Regions from separate parts of the Homo sapiens genome. Here region 2 is linked to region 1. The links are chromatin loops, found by intact Hi-C in ENCODE. Cell type or tissue: mammary epithelial cell. All regions are shown on one strand. Each heading gives the region's core, and the rest is flanking DNA. Links, peaks and the distances in the headings are about the cores only.

Region 1 (10,464 bases), core at 1,313-9,312:
TGGTGGGCGCCTGTGGTCCCAGCTACTCAGGAGGCTGAGGCAGGAGAATGGCGTGAACCCAAGAGACAGAGCTTGCAGTGAGCCAAGATCGCGCCACTGCACTCCAACCTGGGAGACAGAGGGAGAGTCCGCCTCAAAAAAAAAAAAAAGTGAGGGCCAAAAACAGAGGCAAAAACACCTGATAGAAAAATGAATAAAGCCAAGTATGGTAGAACATGCGTGTAGTCCCAGCTGCTTATGAGGAGTACCTGAGACGGGAGGGATTGCTTGAGCTTAGGAGCTTGAGACCAGCCTAGATGACATAGATAGACTCCATCTCTAAAAAAGAAAAAGGAAAAGAAATAAAAAAGAATGAGCAAAAGTCACGAACAAACAATTTACCTAAAAAAGATATAAAATGCCCCTAAACACTTATGAGAAGTTGTTCAATTCATTATAAGAAAAATGCAAATTAAAACTACAGTGAAATGACATTTATCACCTATGAATAATAAGCAAAAATTTTAGAACTTGGCAACACTCTATGTTGGCAAGGCTGAGGAGAAACAGACACTCTTACACATTGCTGGTAGGAATGCAAAATGATACAGCCTTATGGGAAGGAATTTGGCAGTATTTAACAACACTATATATGCATTTACCTTTTGTTCCAGAAATCCCACTTCTAGGAATTTACTCTAAAAATAAGCCTGCAGAAATACAAAATTATATATGTACAAGTTTATTCACTGCAGTATTATCTGTCATTGCAAAATATTGGTAATAACCTAAATGCTCATAGATAGATTTATTGAATAAACTAAATTATATCCACACAATGCAGTGCTATGCAGTGGTAAAAGAGAATGAAGATGAAGCAATGTGGAGTGATTTCCAGGAAATATCTTGTAAGTGAAGAAGCAAAGTGCAAAAGAGTATACGTAATATTCTACCTTTTGTGTAGGAAGAGGAAATAAGAAAATTACATGTATTTGCTTACTTAGTTGTGAAAGGAAATTGAGAAAAGATAAGCCAGAAACTAATGAGAATGGTTCCCTACAGGGTAGATGGGCTGGTCTCAAACTCCTGACCTCAGGTGATCCACCCACCTCGGCCTCCAAAAGTGCTGGATTTACAGATATAATCAGCCTCCCACTAGCTGGGACTACAGGCACACCACACCCAGCTAATTTTGGTATTTTTTGTAGAAATGGGATATGCCACATTGCCTAGGCTGGTCTTGAACTCCGAAGCTCAAGCAATCTGGCCACCTTGGCCTCCCAAAGTGTTGGGATTACAGGCATGAGCCACCATGCCGGCCCAGGTCTTCTAAACATTGTTTCTTACAATAATTTGAGGGTTTCTTGAAGAAATGGCTGATTGCAAGTTTGAGCCAAGAAGGACCTGGGATATCTTAAAAGTAAAAAAGTGCTTAAAAAAAAAATGAAGAAGAAGCAGCACATCAAAAAACATAAAGGCCAGTTTGAAGGGGCTTCTCCTGGCCAAATCTGGGTCAATGTGAACATCAAAATACATAGCAATAATAATGACTTAAAACTCATTGAAGGCCAGGCGCAGTGGCTTACACCTGTAATCCCAGAAATTTGGGAGGCCAAGGCGGGCAGATCACCTGAGGTCAGGAGCTTGAGACCAGCCTGGCCAACGTGGTGAAATCCCGTCTCTACTAAAAATACAAAACTTAGCCTGGCGTGGTAGTGCGTGCCTGTAATCCCAGCTACTTGGGAGGCTAAGGCAGGAGAATCACTTGAACCTGGGAGGTGGAGGTTGTAGTGAGCCAAGATCATGCCATTGCACTCCAGCCTGGACAAGAGTGAAACTCCATCTCAAAAAAAAAAAAAAAAAAAAAACTCATTGAATAAAATAAGAATCTATGAGTGTATGCTGATATAATTAAATAAGTGAATAAACAAGTGGGAGATAAGAGAAAGATCTTTCTTTTAGAATTATGCCAACAAATTAATGTAGAAAAAATGATGGAGTTAGATAAATCGCCATTTTGCAATCATCACAGTTATTATAGATTCAAGAGTTAAACAAAGTTTATGGGAGGCTCCTGTTTTGGACGAGCCTCCTGCATCAGGACCAAGTAGACCAGACCAAACCAGAATGGAAATTTTGTGCTGAGTGCCATGCCATCAAACTGAACTTTGAAATAGGCAAGTTTTCCAAAAAACAAGAGATTCTAGTCTACCTGAGTCGGCATAAGGAAGTCCCCTCTGTTTTAACCCCATAACGAGAGCAACTTTGAAACAACCAATCCACTTTTTATTCTCTGTTTCTGCTTTCTTCAGTGCTTTTCAGCCTATAAAGTCAATCTCCTCTGCTCAGCTCATTAGAACAGTCATTCTTAATGAGATGTTGCCTGATTCTGGAATGGCAAATGGAAGTCAATTCAATCTTTAAACTAAATTTGTTGTAATTTTTTCTTTTGACACAAGTAAGAATTACCAGTGGGTGCTAAAACTAGTGGGTGATGATTCAATAAGGAACAGGATATTTGCCTAGTTTTAAAGTATCTTTCAAAAATTACTTATTAATTACACAGGGGAAAATTATAACTTACAGTAAAGAAACCTGGAGGACAACAATGTAACCAAGGGATCAATGCCACCATCACCCATGAGACAAAGCAACCACATGTGCCTTCAAATACCATGTTCTGAGAAGGACACAACATACATCTGTGAGTTTCAAGCTCAAATGCAAGATCTGAATCTCATCATAAGGAAATGTTAGACAAACCCAAACTGAGGGACAATTTACAAAATTACTGACCTGTGCTATTCAAAAATGTCAAGGTCAAAAGCTCAGGAAATATTCCAAATTAAAGCAGACTGGAGAGATATGAGAAATAAATGCAATGCTGGATCAAATCTTGGACCGGGGGGAAAATTGCTATAAAGGCAATTGGCAAAATTTGGATTTGGGCTGAAGATTAGATGACAGCATTTTGTCAGTGTTAAATTTCCCAATTTTCATCATTGTACCATGGTTATATAACAAAATGTCCTGTTCTAATAAAATACACACTGATATATTTGGAGGTAAAGGAATATAATGCCTACTTACTCTCAAATGGTTCAGGAAAAAAAACATTAATACTTAGAACAAATGATAATGCAAATAGGCCAAAATGCAAACTTGGTGAATCTGAGGGAAGGGTAAATGGGAATTCTTTGTACTATTGCAATTTTCTGTACATGTAAAATTGTATCAAAATTAAAATTTACCCCCCAAAATCTTTTTCCACCAGTAAAATTTTTTCTTAAGTGAAATTCCACCTGGAAGCCCAATGTGTCCAACAAATAAAATTGGAGTCATTTGAGTGAAATGGGGATGGTAGCTCCAGAGGTCTGCCCACAGATTCCCCTCCCACTGTCCACAGCTACATCTGAAGGGCAAGGCCATAGCAACTTAGCTGTTCACAACCAGTCCCTCTCCATCAGAGCATTGGATGTGCCTAGGGTGGCATCTCTGTCCTCACCCCTCTTCAGAGCCTCTTCCCTGATCACCTCTGCCCTCCACTTTCCTCTGAGTCACGCTCACTGTGCTAATCAGGCCTCTTCCTAATATTTATGCAAATATGTTAATTGCAGAGAATTCTCACACTGTCTGCTATTGCCTAGGGTCCATGACACTCAGAAACGTTCTTCGCCAATCACACAGGGCTTCCCAGTTGCTAGTCCCATTTCTGCTTCAGGCTGCAGCTGCCCACACCTGTATTACAGATGGACTTCAGAAGAAGGAGCTCTTCTTGAAGAAGTCAATGCACTATGCTGATCCCTGCTATCTCCTCTTGGCCCTGTAAAATACCTCTGGCAGCTGCAGTGGAACTCTTTGGCATTAAGCAAGGAAAAGATACTGTATTCATTCCTACTGCAACAAACTACCATTATTATGGTGACTTAAAACAACACAAATTTATTCTCTCACAGTTCTGGTAGTACATAGCCCAAAAACCAATTTCACTGGGCTAAAGTTGGGGTGTTGACAGTGCTAATTCCTTCCAGAGGCTTTGAAAGGAGAATCTGTTTCCTTGTTTCTTTCAGCGGCTGGTGCCTGTCTGTCTTCCTTGGCTTGTGGCCTCCTCCTCCATCTTCAAAGTTCATCAATTCAATCTCTGCTTCCACCATCATATCACCTTCTCCTCTTCTGTGGAATCTCCCTCTGCCTCTCTCCTATCAGGACACTCATGATTACCTTTAGGGTCCACTCAAAGAACCCAGAATAATCTCCCCGTTGCAAGCTGCTTAATCACAGCTGCAAAATACCCTTTGCCATATTATAAAGTAACATTCACAGGTTCTGGGGATTCAGAAGTAGATATTTTTAGGGGCTACTATTCAGCCTACCACAGAGACCTAAATTGATTGCTGCCCAACAGGTTTTCCCTGTTACTCAAATTCCCCAGCCTTTATGATGATTTGCTGTCTTTCATTTAATTATTCCCCCAGGTGCACTGATTTGAGTTCAGAGTAGCTCGTTTGTAACATACACTGCCTTCGTTTTGCTGCTCTGCCCTATTGTGCCCCCTGCCGGCAGGTGACACTACAGAGCTTGTACCCGCACAGCCCTCACCTCATACATGCCCATTGTCAAATGAATTGATGGATAGCCCTAGCCCTGGATGGAATCCCCTGAAAGCAACAGAAAGGGGGTTGAGCAAGAAGATCCTCCACTGTTTTCCAAGCCTCTAGCTGGGGCAGATTGAGGTCTCCCTGGGAGATCTCATCAGCAACAACCACACTCATAAATCAAAAAGGAACTGAGCCACAGTGCTCCTGGAGAATGAAAGGGAAAAAAGAACATTGGTTCATGTTTGGGCTGATTCTAAACTATATGGGAATGAAAGCTTTGGGGGTGATGAATTTCCCTTTAATGCTGTCACATCTGTAGTCCTGGAGGTTTAACCTCTGATTTTTGGCTGTAAAACCAACATTATTTCTGCAAAGTTGACACCAGATGCTGCCAGAGAGATATAGCTAAAGTGATAAAAATCTATTTAACAGATTTAGTGAAGCAAATACAAACTAATTAACAATTTTAGAATTGGGATTAAACACTAATTCTTTTAAACCATAAAAACTGAGATGAACAAAAGGAAAAAAAAATCTTCTCCCTCTGAATAACTCAAAGGAGCCATCTGTTTGTCATTGAGAAAATGGCCCAATTGATAAATTTTGAACAAATTCCTACTTTTTTTCTGGATTTGAATGCATTATGGACAGCCAGCCCAGAAAGAAGGCACATTACTCCCTGGCTAATGTGTCAATCTGGGCTTCCCTGAAGCTTCAGAAAACAAGCTATTTGTGTACTGACTCAGAAATAAGGAGGCAAAGACTAAAATGATATCTTTATGAATCATGCTTGAGGCATATGTTTTTGACCATTAGTAAGAAACGATGGCCTGAGGTTCCTTCTAGCTTTCTCATGCAGTAGCCATTGGTGAGACACAAATTCTTCATTAGCATCTCTCAACAAGGGCTGAGGAGCCTCTCTGCTGCCATTCTAAGACTTCCCAGAATGGCCAAATTAGGCCAAGTCTGAACCATAAAATTGTGGAAACTGGACTTGCTGACCTCCCGTCTCCCCACCTGGATGTTCTCAGCCTCAATATGCAGTTTAATTCTAGAACGCAGGCTATACAATTAATCCCATCCTAATCAGGGTCGGGCAATGAGGAGAAATTCTGTTTACTCTGGTCGCAAATTCAGTTGATTTGACATCAAATCTGATTGTTGGACCCCTTCTGAGTGTCCCCTGGGAAGAACTCAGATCTATTGTGAGCTACTTGAGGATGGAGATCTTTGCATCCCTTGGGCCTAACCCAGAGGCCTGCATATATAAATGCTCAATTAATAATAATAAATTACCACTTGTTGAGTGCCAATTATGTGCCAGACACTGTGCTATCCCGTTTAGTCCTCTCAATAACGCTATGAAATAGGTGTTATTATGATCCATGTTTATGAATAAGAAAACTACATCTTAGATTAAGTAATTTGTCTAAGTTCATACAGCTCCTATGTGGCAAGATTAAGTTAAAACTCAGGCCTGTCTAATTCCAGAACTGATCTATAACCACTTACACATATTCTGCCATATGCATGTACACAATAAATCATTCCTTCACATTTCACTGTATTCTAAAAAAATGTTTGTGATTACTTTTCACAAATACAGCTAGTAGAACTCAATTGGGAGTATTGAGTTTCAGGAAAAATAAGAGTGGAAAGTCAAATTGTTAAGTGCATCGTCAGTCCAAATGAGGTCAGTGGCAGCACTTGGGGAACAATCTGAGGTACTCCTTGAGGTTTGGTCCTTGGACTCTTGAAGCAGGCAAGGCTGTGGACAACTGGTTTGAATGGGACAACTGCCAGAGAAAGTCCCATCAAGCTATGATGACCACAGAAAAGTTGACCAAAGACCATGGAGGGTGACCTGCAAGTGGACCAAGCCTGTCAATAGGATTTTGGGAACAGATCCCACAGATCTGGTACCATGCTGCCTCATTTTCTCCCAAGTGGGTCAGTGTTTGGAGTCTAGAAACAACATGTTTTAACAACTCAAAATTCTTCATTGGGTTGGGGCGTTATCAAAGCCAGTTACAGCCCATATCCTTTTTATCTGCCCCTCCTGTAAAAGGCAACCAAGCTCATGGATTCCTTGTAGTTGTCTGAACGTTTCCTTGGTCAGTGTTCCTTCTTTACTCCAAAAGACCCTTTACAACTAGAAATATAGGCCATTCTCTTGGGACCTCCTAATGGCTATTATCTAAAATTCTCCTGATGATACAGATACACACTCAAATATTAGAATAGCATAAACATTTTTCAGACTAGAGTTTCCAGTCTGTGCTTCTGGACAATGAGCAGCCAGATTAGACCCCTAATTCCTAAGCCTACCACTGGGCAGGACGGCAAGTGGTCACTATCAGAGAGGCATGGCAGCACCATACCAGATACAGAATAATAGTTGAAGAGCAGAACGCGAATGAGCAATTAAGTTGCCTCAGTTTGCCAGTAAATCTGAGAACAGACCAACTTTGCTGGGATATAGATTACAGCAGGTAGAAACTGATTTTGTCACCCTCTGGCAATTTAAGCCCCTGATCTTTCCCTCAATTCCTGCCCCATATCAGGGAGCTAGTCATGCCATTGGGCTTTTCATGCCAGTATTTCTCAAACTAAGCCCACTGGACATTTTCTCTGAGTTCATGAGATTCTGATATTGTTTTTTTAATTTGTTTTCATATTGATGAAAATATAAAAATAATCAATATTCATATCTTGTGGGTCAACTGAATGACCAACTCAAACCACAGAATTTCTATGTCCACATGTAGATTTGTGTTTATGACAGCATAAGGGTCAAATAGAACTGCTTTAATTCTCTCAGACTAGTGAAAAATGAGTGTGATGGACTTCAACACAAACAATGTGATCATTGACAAGTGAGGAACAAATGACCTCACAGCATCCTGTAGAAACAAAAGTGTCATGATATTTAGGATAGAGGAAGATGGAAGACACACTGAGTCATCATGCGGCATGCAGCACATTCAGCAGAGTCGTGGCCAACTCACACAAACCTGTGCCATAGCCCCAGGACCATATCCACATGGCAAGAAATGATTTTGTTTTAGCAAACCAACATCATTGATCCTATTAAAGATTAATCTTAATTCTATTGATTTTGTGGATTTGTTTGTATTTTATAAATTCATAAAAGCTTGTCTAAGCTTTTATGTTAAATGTTAATGTTTACACAGTATTGCTTATACTTAAATTTATACATGGGTTATGTTTTTAAGATTATACTTAGTTTAGCATCTGTGTATATTTAAATTAATTATGATAATAAAATTATTTGTCAGCATTGTTTTCTTCTAAAAAGAGACTATGCATCATTCAAGCTGGAAGCACTATTTATTATTCTCTGAATATTACATCATCAATTTCTCTAATACAGTGGCACTTGCCCCCCATTGGTCAATGGGTGTGTCTAATGTATTCTAATGGTTAGACTAACTTCTTTACTTTGTTCTGGCCTCCTTGTTCAAAATCCATGCTCCTGAAGAATGCTGAAATGATCAGTAGTGTTAAACAGGAGTAGAACATAAAGTCCTAGAAGGTTCTCAAGGCAAGTCCTCAAGGGCTAGCATTTTGTCAGAAGGGAAAAGCAGAAACCCAGCATCAGATCTAGGTAAGACTTAGTTGTACCCAGGCAGCAGGACAGTCCAATGCTCAACCCTGGGTTATCTTGATCTCCTCCCACCATAACCATTAAAAACAGGCCTGGAGGACCAAGCCTGCAGCTGAAAATCCACCGGCCCCAGTTGTGAAGTGGCAAAGGCTGAGAGGCAGGACCCAGACTGGTGAATTCACAGATCCATTGCTGGCCACAGAGAAAACAAATTATTTTAGATATAATTAAGTGTAGACAACAAAACACCAAGGCCATCCCAATAAAACATCACATTACTTCTGACTTGAGCTATACAAAAGAAGAGAAGCAAGATCCCGTTAGAAGAAATTGTTGACATATTAGAGCTTTGCCCTTAAGCCCCATCCATGGCCCTTTAAATGTGACCAGCATGTATATGGACAGCGCTGGGATCTGAGGAGGGGATGCCACCTGGGACAGAATGACAGTCAAGGTTAGTAATGCTCGCTCTGGGCCACTGCCTAGAACAGTTCCTGCCTGTCCTGAAGCAAATACCCACAAAATCCAAGAGAGCTATATGAACGAAGGAGGTAGACAAGCTTTTATATGCAGACACACTTGGTTTATATTAAATACATACACATACTTTTTAATCCCACAAAGAACTGTGCTTTCTGCCATTTTTCTTGAAACATACAACCCCTTTTGGGCTACCTTTCATGGGTTTTCATTGTTACTAAAGACATGGATACACACAAATACTTTTATATCATAAGGGAAACAATAGTGCAAGGGTGCTGCAAAGGATAAGGGACACACAGTTTAAAGTTAAGAGATGGTGTGCTGAACTCAGCAGCACTCGGTCTGAAAATTGCAGGCCCTGCCCAGGCCTGCTGAAGCCACTGTATATGCCTTGCTAAGGCAAACATCAGTTCTTCTCAGCATTAATTCCAGGTGCCTACAAAGGGAGCAGAGGATGAAATGATGTTCAAAGGACATTCATCCTTTGGATTTGGGCCAACCATTCTCCAGTGTAACCAGTTTGCTGCTGGGCATCTTTTTCTGTAATACATTTATTAATTAACAACCTATATCAGATCATAGAAGTAGATTCCCAACGCAGAATACCATTACGTGTCTGGGTACACATAATGATGCCATTCCCACATCTTGGCCAACAGCCCACACTGACACGGCCCTGCTGATGTGGGTATAACACATTCTATTAAATGAAAAACCTAACATAATGGCAGCTATTAATACCTTCTAATATTAATAGGCAGCATTAATCTTATGCAATAGAATCTGTCCACTTACCAAGCACTTCGTTTCACAGCTTTTCCCAATTTCTTTAAGTGTCCTCCCACCACCCTGATCACTATCTGCTGGACACTCTCTGATTTGTCATAACTACCAAGGTGAGGGCTGGAGGGGCCACCAATGCACTAACAGCACATAAAAAGTAACCTCAATTGGGACTCTAAAGCTCTCTTATTCTCTCAGCTACATCCACCCCAAGAGGAGAATGAACACAGGAGACATCCTCTTTAGTATAACACACTCTTACTATCCTTCAGATCTCAGCTTTGGTGTCACTTCCATCGGGAAGACTTATCTGCCTGTCTCCTCTACTTCAGTAACAACAACAACAACTGGATTAAATGTGCTCCAACAAGGTTCCCCAGGACTGTTGGTTTTTCCGTATTTGCCATCACCTCCTGTGGTCTTCTTGTTAGCAGGGGGCATATCTCCAACCAAAGCATAGAAAGCATTCAATAAATATTGAGTAAGTGGACAAATGACTGAACAGATTTTTAGATGGATTAATGCATAGGTAGATGGCAGCATGGGTGGATGGGTGGGTGGCTGGGTGGATGGATGGATGGATGGATAGATGGGTGGGTGGGTGGATGGATGGATAGATGGGTGGGTGGGTGGGTGGGTGGATTGTTGGATGGATGGATGGATAGATGGATGGATGGATGGATGGATGGATGAATGTTCTTTGACTTTGTTAGAGGTTCTGTCTAAGGAAAGGAGTGTTCTCTGGTATGATGGTTTAAGGGTGATCTTGCCACAAGATGGCGCTCATAATTTTCTTAATTTATGGGTTTTATAGAAAATTTCCATTTCAAATTTTAAATTGTCTTAGAATCATTATATATGTTTCACAGCTAATGTAACTTATTTACTATACTGTCCATGTTTCATGTTCCAACACATTTCACTCAATAACCAACATGCTCTTTCCTCCTGGAACATCAAAACGACCCTGCAGCATTTTGCTGTGATGTTGGG
Region 2 (10,464 bases), core at 1,695-9,694, 640 kb before region 1:
CTCCCTGGAGATCTTAAAGTGTCCTGGACACTCAGGAATTTCTGGCCAGCATTTGTGGATTTAGAGAGAGAGAAGCATACACTCTTTGGTAAAATTCTCAACTCCCGAAAAAGCTGTTCCTTGACAGTATATCAATATGTGTTTGGAAGAGGTTTCTAGATGACCTGAAGCTCAAAGCAGCCTACCTCCTTTTTCCCAGTGTAGAGTTTTTGTTTGATGAATTATGTCTTTGCCTGGCCTTTCAATGGCTGATGATAGCAATAATAATTAAACGTATTTAGCACTTACTGAGAGCTTTCATGTCTTACCTCACTTAATTCTTAAAATTAACCTTGGGCGTAGGTACTATTATTATTCTCATTTACAGATTCATGAACTGAAGTTCAGAGAGGCAAAGTGATTTGCCCAAGGTCACACAGCTAGTAAATGACAAAGCTGGTTCAAATCTAGATCTGTCTGTCTGACTCTCAGAGCCTGTGTTTTTGCCTGCTGTGTGTGGTATCTTCATGTATGGTAGGTGGACAGAAAGGTCATGGGCTTTGGTGTCAGATAAGCACAGGTTCAAAACTTGGCTCTGCCTTACAAGCTGTGCAAACTTGGAGAGACCATTTAGTCTCTGAATAATAATAATAGCAGCAGTGGTAATGATAATAGCTAATACTTATATGGGACTTGCTAGGAGCCAGGCAAGCTTTACTATATTAACTTGTTTAACTTGCTATGACCCTATGAGGTTGATAATATTATTTTGTCAGGGAATTAATAACAGTGACCTCAATATGAGCTCATGAAGATTGAAGATTAAATGAGACACTATTTATGTAAACATGTGGCCTGGCACAGAGTAAGAGCTAAATATTAGGTCGTGTGGGTGACTGCACCTCTGGGAAAAATGCACAAGGCCAGCATCTTCTGTTTGTGAGAAGAGACGATCCTGCTCTCTGATTCTCACTGCTACACGGAGCTGATTTGTTTTACAAGCTGCTGATCCCGCTGCCTTCTGCTCCCATGCTGAGCCTGTGCATAGAGCAGAGCCTAACACAGACCAGGCACTCCATAAATGTCTGTTTAATGAATGAGACAAGGGGACCAGGTCCAGCCACTTGCAGCTGATTTTGTCATTCTGTATTCCAGAAGAGAAAACACATTTTCTCATAAATAGAGAAAGCTCATCTCAGAGAAGGCATAGGGCTACTCATAAGTCTCTTGTGCATTCATGTGGTGTTTGGGGGCATTCTGCTTTTGGTCATTAAAGAAAAGAGGAAATATCTGCATGACTCACCGTCCATCACACTCCCAATAGGAGAGCCCATTATTCTCAACACAGTTCCTAGGATTTTGTTCCTGGGGGTAGGAGGTGGGATGGGGTCAGGAGTAGGGGAGAAGAAGCAGTCACTGCACTGGCTGGGAAAAAGCACTCTCTGGCCATAGGAAAAGTGAAAGAGAACTTTCTCATTTAGGGGAACTGGGAACCTACTACCAGGAGCCCTGGCCTGGACAGAGGCATCCCTAGGGGCTCAGAAGACCCGTCTTCCTGGCAACAGCCTGAATGCACCCAAGGTGTTTGCTGCAGTTCCTGTAACAGCCCATTTCCACCTTGACAGGAAGAATTTTTCCTTTTTATCTAACCTGAGCATCTCCTCCTACAGAATGTAAACTCATTTCCTTTGGCCCCGTGCTCTGAGCAGAGAGGGACCAGCTGGTCACCAATTTCTATCTAATAACTCTTCGGAGCCTCAAAAGCTGTTATTAAATTGCTCCTCAGCTGCCTCTTCTCCCACTAAATAATTCTTGCTCCTGCTTTTCTCCACGCGTCCAGTTTTTCCACTCTGTGCAGCCTTGGTTGAAGCCCCTCCATCTTCCCCATGGTCCCAGAGAACTTGGAAGCTGAGGGGTCAGACAGTTATAGAGGCCGCTTGCTGGCTGCAGGATTGGAGCAAAGTCAGCCTGGGGGCTGCCCAAGTAGCTATTTATTGCCCCTGACCAACACCAGGCACAGTCCCAGCATTTCTCCTTGCTCTTCTGCCCACAGGTGAAAAGAAGAAAGATGTTTTTATTTTCCATCTCATGACAGCCTGGGCACCCAGCTTTTCTCCCCTTCCTCTTGTTTCCAGTTCTGCCCATCTCCACACTATAGCCAGCCAGCACCCTCTGTGGGCTCAGATGTACAAGGGAGATAAGCTGGAGAGCTGAAACAAGCAAGCCAGCACGCAAAACCAACAAGAATAGCAGTGGGCACCATCCACGAGCTGCCAGCTAACTGCATGCTTTATCTTGTTAGCTCCTCAGACAACCCTATTGTCCTCATTTTACACGAGAAGATTCTAAAGCTCAGTGGTACAGCCCATAAGTAACTTGTCTGAGACCACACCTACAGGAGTGGGTACAGCCAGAATTGAAATCCAGGCAGTGGGACTTCAGTGCCAGTGCTTTTAACACCTACTGTCTCACCCTATTTATTGTGCAGGAAGTGAATCAAGGATGGAAAAAGAGCCCACAGTGGGTACCTTAGGAGCAGGTTACTGCTGTGGACAGTTGGAGCTAAAGGCAGAGACTTAGAGGGGACAATCAGAGAAGTGGGAGAGCCAGAAGGGAGTGATTCAAGCGTGAGGACGACCTGTGTCAAATGCTCAGAAGGGTTGAATATAATTCTTTCTTATATATCTTTAATCTAAGCCCAAGCTGTCATGGCAATGGATCCATTCTCTATCTGTGTCCCAGGCCTGTTCCCTGATTGCATAGAGGCCACTGACCCTCCTCTCCAAGCTTCTCTAGCCCCAAGAATCCAAACTCCTCCCATCTACCTCTTACATACTGGTTCCTGAATGGGAACTCTCTTAGAAGGTCTGATTCTCCATCTTCTCCCTGGATCCAGCTCTCCTGTTCTCTTATTTACAGAGTCTGGCCTCTGACTGTACTGCCAGCACATGCCTATTCCCCAGTTTCTGTCTCTCCTTCCTCCCTTCCATAACATGAGTAGAAAAGGGATCTTAACTCCTTTTTTAAAGTAATGTTTTCTACCACAACCAACTGGGGTGTGGTTGGCTGAAAATAGCTCCCCCAAAAGATATCTAATCCCCAGGACCTAAGAATGTTATATGGCAAAAATCGGGGGAGGGGGATGTCTTTGCAGGTGTGATTAAGTTAAGGATTTGGGGATGGAGGATTATCCTAGATTATCTGGGTGGGTCTGAAATGCAATCACATGTATTCTTACAAGAGGAAGGCAGAGGGAGATGTGACATCCTCTGGTGTCAAAGGTGGAGAAGTGAAGGAGATGGGAAGACGGAGCAGAGAGAGATTTGGGGATGTTAACCCAAGATTGGAGTGATGTGGCCATCAGCCAAGGAATGCTAGCAGCCAAGGAAGTAGTAGGAGAAGCTAAGGAGTAGATTTTCTCCTAGACCTCTGGAGGGAGCTCTGCTAACACCCTGATTCTGGCCCAGTGATGCTGACTATGAACTTGCAACCTCCAGAACTGCGAGAGCATAAATTTCTGTTCTTTTGGGCTACCGAGTTTGTGATAATTTACTTCAACAACCACACACATGAAAAAATGAATACATGAGCATCACCAGTATACATCTGCAGATTAAAGGCTACCATCATTTAAAAGTTCTTGGACCCCTTATTTACAATGCCTAGGGGTGGGATAAGTATAAGGGAGTAACTCAAAATTCAAACCCATTGTTTTAGGTAGGCAGTGTTTTCCTAACATTCCCTCAAACTTCCCATCTCCATCCCTCCATGCTCAAGGCATTAAAGACCGGAAGCTTCACCTACGGGATATGAGAAGAGCTTGCTGAACTTGTTCATTTGTTCCTTCTCAAGGATCCTTGCATTTTAAAAGGAGTCCCACCTCCACATCTCTGCAAAATTCCGTCTTTAATCTTGTGCTTTCCCTAGGCTCCGTAGGTACCCATGCGGAGAAAGAGCAGTGAATGCACCATGTGAACTCTACAGCCCTAAACAATTCTAAGGCATAACAAATATGAAGGCTGTTTCTGTTGTTCCCTTTCAAATATGCCCAGATATTATATTTTTTGAATGGTCGAAAGCACAGTTCTCACACTAACACATTTCTGCACAACAATGAGAAGATATATATTCTTTCCCATAGGATTCAAGAGAGCTATTTTCATTTTGAATGTGAAAAAATAAATTCATAAATATTTAATAACCCTCCAAACCCCCCGTGTTAGTCTGTGCAAAAAATAAAAATGTAGCTCTCCATTGGTTTAGGACACAAATATCAGCAGCATTATTTGTGCATCAGAGACGTCCTCTTTGTCCCAACAATGGAACTTCCTTTACTACCTTCCTTCTTTATCCAGCTTTTGGTTGTCCTATATTCTGAAGAATCATTTCTTCAAAAAGATCTCAGAATTTTTTTGTGTGTTCTTTTGCTCTTGAATTTCTGCTGGCCGCTCTGAGAAGTTTGGGTCTGGCTCTGGGCTGATAGTTGGTGGCTGTACTAAGTCAGGCATCTGTAAGGCTCCAGGTTTCTCAGCTCTGTCCCCTGAGCTCACGTGGTTGCAAGTGATACATTTTGGGAAGTATTTGTTAGTGGATGCAACATTTTAATGGAAATGCCTAAAATGCCAGTGTAACAGTAGCCCACCTGCTAGGAGAAGGAATTCATTACCACCCAATCTCTGGCAGTGCATACTAAATCTGTTTGATGCAAGACAGGCAAGCCCCAAAATTGGGACTTAGCCTGGGAGGGTTGTTGGCTTCACCCAGGAAAGAATTCAAGGGCCAGCGGGTGGTGTTAGACAGCAACTTTTGTTGAAGCAGCAGTGTATGGCAGCAGAGGTACTGCTCCTTGTGGAGTGGTGCTACTCCATAGGCAGTGTGCCAAGAATAGCAGCTCAGAGGCAGTTTTGCAGTCATATTTATACCCACTTTTAATATATGAAGACCAAGGGGTAGTTTTGTGGAAATTTCTAGGATGAGGGTGGTAACTTCCAGGTCACTGGGTCATTGCTGTGGAAAGGGGCAGTAACTTATGGATGTTGCCATGACAATAGTAATCTGACATGGCACACTGGTGGGTGTGTCTTATGGAAAACTGCTTTCAGCCTGATCCTGTTTTAGCTATTCCTCAGTTTGGTCCCATGTCCGAGCCCTGCCTCCAGAGTAGAGTCCTGCCTCCTGTGTCACCTTCATACTGAAGGAGCACTTAGAGCAAAAGTCTACCCAGTGAGGACAGCATTCTGGGAGCTTCCATCACTGCCTCCCCATCCCTCAAGCCACAGGCATTATTTTTCTTTTCCACAGCTGGGAAGTTTTTCCTGTCACCTTGGTGTGAATTCACTATCCAGGAGCTCACCTTGGAAGTGTATCACTTCTCACTCCTGAGAAAGGTCAGGAGGACCATTTGCCAGGGGTCTCTTCAACCCATGGGTCTCACACACAGGGGCAGTTCCTGGCTGGAGGTAAGGAGCAGAGGCTTCTTCCAGCAGGACTTATTTTGCCAGAATTTGGGGACCGATGGCATTGCAGAGCAGAGAAGCTGAGACTGAGAGAAGCCTTACCTCCTGGGCCCCCAGATGAAAAAAAAAAAAATCTTGTTTTCCTCATGCTCAATAATGGAGGAGGACACCAGAAGTTGCCTGTAAAAACTAGGTATTTGACACAGTTGTTGAGGCTGAGAAACACCTAACCTTGGGCAAAAAGGAGAGTAAGCTACAGTTTCCTTGGTACATGTGGGAGAGCTGGTCTCTGAAGTGTTAAGGGAGGGGACACATTCCTGTGTCTAGGGTGATTTGGAGGGTGGCAGGTGGAATCAGAGCCCAGAAGGAGGCTAAGCCACATATAGGTAAACATTTGCCAGTAGATGGACCATGCCTCCAATCCTGGGTCTGCCACTCCAATGGCCAAAGAATGGAGAAGAGGAGCCCATTCTCTAAAGGCACCTCCCCTGAGTGATGCAAAGCCAGGGAGTTTGAAGAGGTAGATGGGGGAGGGCAAGTTGGGATGCACAGGGTGGAACTCCAGACGCACAGGCACAGTCCCTGAATGTGCTTCTTCATCTAGCACATGTACACCAAATGGCAGCAGTCTTCTTTTGGGGAGGGGAGTTTAGAGCTGTAATGATATATTCATGACCTAAATGTAACTGGAGGTCACCTGTTCTGGTTTGCACCGGTTTCTTTTGGGTCTTAACTCCTGGCATTCTGCAAGGGGTCACGAGACTCTTGTGGCATCTGGGCTATCTGATTTCTTTAAGCAGCTGTGTCTATAGATAAAGATGCTAAAGAAGATCTGTTAAAAGTTTTTCCAATTGCTTGGATGAGGCTGGGGCTATCCCAGTGACACGGCCACCCTCTTTGGGCCATGGTGGGGTTTTCATGAGGGACCATGTGTGAAGCATGCGGCACTAGTATGGAACTAGCTGTCATTGATCTGTTGCTGTGACTTTTGAGCTCACATTGCTGTGGGTTGGCACAGAGGGGGAGGTCGCAGTAAAGTCTCCTGGCTTTATCTCACCACAAATCCTTTAGCACCTCTGAGTGGTCCTGAAATGTGAGGGGATGGCTGCCCCTCCCACCTGTAATAGAGGCAGAGAGCTCGTCTTTCTTGTATCTGGAAAGCATTGCCGAGCCTCAGATAGCTGAGCTTTGAGATACTGTTCAGCTCCTTTTGCCACCCCTTTTTGGCCAGCCTCATGGGCAGAGTGAGATCCCCATTCCTATTTGGCTGGCCACTGCTCCCTCTCCTCCTACCTGGCCCAGGTGGGCTGCTGACTTACTGCACCAGCCGCACAGGGCCCTTGATTTTCTGCCATGGGGGAAAGATCAAATGCAGACATGCAGAAACTGTGTTTCCAGCTATTAAGGAGTCGGCTTCCAGGGCGATTGGTGATAGGAAGAGTGAAATCTGGCCTGGGATTTGGTATGGTCCTGAAAATCTGCTAAAAAAAGAAACTTAATTAAACCTTGAAATTGAATGATTCCTTTATTCTCTTGAACTGAATATGTGGAACTTGGGAAGCCCCTGACTTTCTTATTGTCTGGTGTATTTCCACCCCTCTTTCCTGCCAATGTTGTTTGTACCACATTCTGGAAGTCTTTCCTACGGTTGAAATTCTTTTGAGTTTCTCTCTTGTTGCCCCGGCTGGAGCGCAATGATGCGATCTCAGCTCACCACAACCTCCGCCTCCCGGGTTCAAGCGATTCTCCTGCCTCAGCCTTCCTGCCTAGCAGGGATTACAGGCATGTGCCACCATGCTTGGTTAATTTTGTATTTTTAGTAGACACGGGGTTTCTCCACGTGGATCAGGCTGGTCTCAAAGTCCTGACCTCCCTTGACTTCCCAAAGTGCTGGGATTACAGGCGTGAGCCACTGTGCCTGGCCTCTAGGCTTGAAATTCTAATGAAAGTGGACCATGGGCAGGCTTATAACTCAGAGTTCCTCATAGATCCAGTCCTGAGGCACAGTCATGGGGATCAGCCATGGACTAGCTAAGCACTCTTGGATGATTTCAGTTCACCACCTTGAGCTCAGTTTCCTCATAGGAATAATAAGATTTACCATATTGGCACACAGTGGGTATTCAATAAATGATTTTTGAAAAAAAAAGAAATAATTAAAGTGAAAGCTGATGTCAAGTAGGTCAAAATATATTACCAAATTCTGAATTTTATCAGTTTCCTCACCTGGAAAATAGGAATAGTCATATAGCACCTACTGCATAGGGTTGCTGTTAGAATGAGGTGTTAACAGTTTGGGCAAAGAGCCTGGCAAAGTGCTTGTCATAGACTGGGTATCCAATATCTGTTTGCTGTTATTATTTTATTATTATAATTATTAGCTTTCTGGGCTTTGGGATTTTTACAATGTGGTTAATTTAAAACCAGGAAGTAAGAATTGACTACCCGCTGAGGAAAGTCCCAGCCCTCCACATCACAGCAGGCAGGAGGGTGTTACTTGTGGAGGTGGTGGGGATGGATGGAGAAGCAAGGGCCACACAGAGATAATTCCAAAAACATTATGGGCTGCTAGTTACTTTGCAAGGCAACAGTGTAGATCAATTCCAAGTGAGTCTTTTTGTTGCAAGAGGAAGGCGAGGCTAGAGGGTATAGAAAGCCTGGTACGACTGACTCCAGGCATTCTGTCCTTGGAATCCTGGGAGTGTTGCAGGGGACAAGTCTGATTTTCACCTGCAAATATAGGGTGCACGGCATTCCCCACAAATGCTTTCATTTCTAGACATAGCTGTTTGCCTTGGAAAGCAAGAACTGAAGGAGGCAAGGCTGAGCAAAGGGAGTGGCTGCTAAAAAACTTCATCTCTCTGATAGATGGAGCAGAGTTTGCAGGACCAGCGCTCTGTTAGATGATCGTCCGACTAAACCTGGTTTACATATTTGGTGTACCAGATGTCAGCTGGGATCTCCTTATCTCTTAAGCTTGGAATAAGAAAGACTTGATTCCATGATTGTGGAAGGTCCAGTTCCTCTCTAAGGTTTCTGTGATCCCTTGTGGCTTTATGTCTGCACCATGTTTACTCAGAGGTGGAACTCACCCCTTTTCTGAATGTACACACACACAAATTCACATATGGATTTGATTTGTGTGTATAGCAGACTCTATCGAAGACTTGAATAAATAAGAAAGATACATAGCTTAAAATTGGGTGTTAGATGTCCTGATCCTAGAATGTTCATTAGTTCTTTCATCAACTGGGAGTATTGCTTCTCAACCTTTTTCTCCCCTCTCTGCTTTCTTTAGTGGCCTCTCCTCTCAATGGAGCTCCTTCTGGCCACCTTTGCATACCTTTGATTATTCATGAAGGATTGTCATTGAAAAGGACCCATCCCCCTCGGGAGGCAGATGTGCTTATAACTTGCACCTCCCCTCCCTACATATTCCAAACCAGGAGGATTTCTTAACCTTAACCCATTTGTTGAAGAAGGGCAAGAAAATGTGCTCCAATCACAGGAAGATGCTTCCTCCCAAGCTGAGCGAGACAAAAGAGGTAAGAGCCATCTGTCCAGAGCCCCAGGCCTCCCTTTCCAGTCTGGAGAATGGACTGGCCAGGCTGGCTCCATTCTTTGAGTGCACCATGTGTTTGGAACCAGCCTCAGGGCCTCGCATTCTGCACACAGGGCTGCGTCTGTCATTAGGCACATCCGCTCACTGCCTCGGACTAATGAGCCTGGGTGACAGGTGGCGAAGTGCAATATTCTAGGCTGAAGGCTTCAGCAGGAGGCCAACACTCACGCTGACCAGGCAGGGGAAGAGCCGGCACCACCCTGAAAATCATAGCACTGCCATTTGCTTCTCCTCTGTCCTACCATATCATAAGAGCAGATTAAATCTGCCCTGGTTGTTGCTGTTTCCTCCTGAAGAGCAGGAGGTTGACAGCCTTCTTTTTCTAACACTTACCGAGAGCTTACTCCGCTAAGTGCTCTACCTGCATGGGCTGTCTCCACTGGTCTACACGATAATTCTATGGTAGATATTTCATTTCATAGATGAAGGGGCAGGCATGGAGGATGTAAAGTCACTTGTCCAAGGTCACAGAGTTAAATGGCTCCAGTGCCTGCTGAAGTCACTCCTCATGATAGGATCTCTGATTTCTTCCTAAGAAAAGAAGAAGGAATCGAACACTTTTGGGCATAAGCTATGGGCCTGGTGGTTCCACACGATGTTACCCTTTCTAATTCTCACTGCACAGCTCCCAGGTATTATTAGCCCCCTTTTCCAGATGAGGAAACCAAGTCTTAAAGAGAGAATCATCAGAAGTCATGTCATGATTCTGGCCACAGCTATCCTGCTTGTTGTCACTCACAGGGCAGCCACTCTGGGTTAAGCTGACTCCAGGCTCTGTCTGCCATGTGTGGATGTTAGTGGGAACCCCATCCAGTTGTGCCGGCCCATGGTCTCCAGGCCTCCCCAGCTGGCAGCTTTCAGCACTAGCCACCGTTGGGCTCAGTCCTGCCTAGGCTCTGTGCCCATGGGAGCCTGGTCTGTCACAGTGTAAATTCCCTCCCCATCAGAGAGTGACTTCTGGGGCTGGCCTGCTGCCTCATGGGACCAGGTTGTTCAGAACCAGTGAGCAGAGCAGGAGGTGGCTGCAGGAGCACTGAGCTGCAGCCTCCCTTCCTGACTCCCCCGCCAGCCTGGTCTGATTCCAGGACACCACTGAAATTCAATTCCTACATTACTAGGGCTTAGCGGGCCTGGAGACTGACCCTGCCTCTGCCTTTGATCAGGAGCTTTGATTGGATTTGAAAGTATCTTAGTTAAGCAAGGTGCCTGTCTATACAGGTTGGATACAAACAAAATCCCCAGCTCACCCATTCCCATTGCATTCCAGAATGCAGTGTTTCAATACTGTATTAGTTAGGCTTCTTCAGGAGATATGCATATATATATGCATACACACACACACACACACACACACACAGAGTTTGATTTATTTGAAGGAATTGGCTCACGTGATTGTAAGAGCTGACA

The links. A loop is a pair of places that touch in the nucleus more often than their neighbours do. Peaks named below come from ENCODE experiments on the same cell type or tissue, not always from the same donor. Only the 100,000 strongest peaks of a DNase experiment are listed, where the experiment ranks them.
Region 2: a loop joins it to region 1, with 10 times the contacts of the local background. A loop is called at or near these places in 2 of 110 quality-filtered maps.

What each region holds. Positions count from the first base shown.
Region 1 is chr11:11,022,344-11,032,807 of GRCh38, reverse strand. No RefSeq gene overlaps it. Among named protein-coding and RNA genes, the nearest start is that of LINC02752, 88 kb to the left of the region's middle. In mammary epithelial cell, for the core only: a CTCF peak has its summit at 4,539 (motif pointing left); DNase peaks (open chromatin) are centred at 5,357 and 7,517.
Region 2 is chr11:11,660,203-11,670,666 of GRCh38, reverse strand. No RefSeq gene overlaps it. Among named protein-coding and RNA genes, the nearest start is that of MIR4299, 8.7 kb to the right of the region's middle. In mammary epithelial cell, for the core only: a CTCF peak has its summit at 4,763; no DNase peak of the experiment used is centred there; H3K27me3 peaks cover 1,034 bases.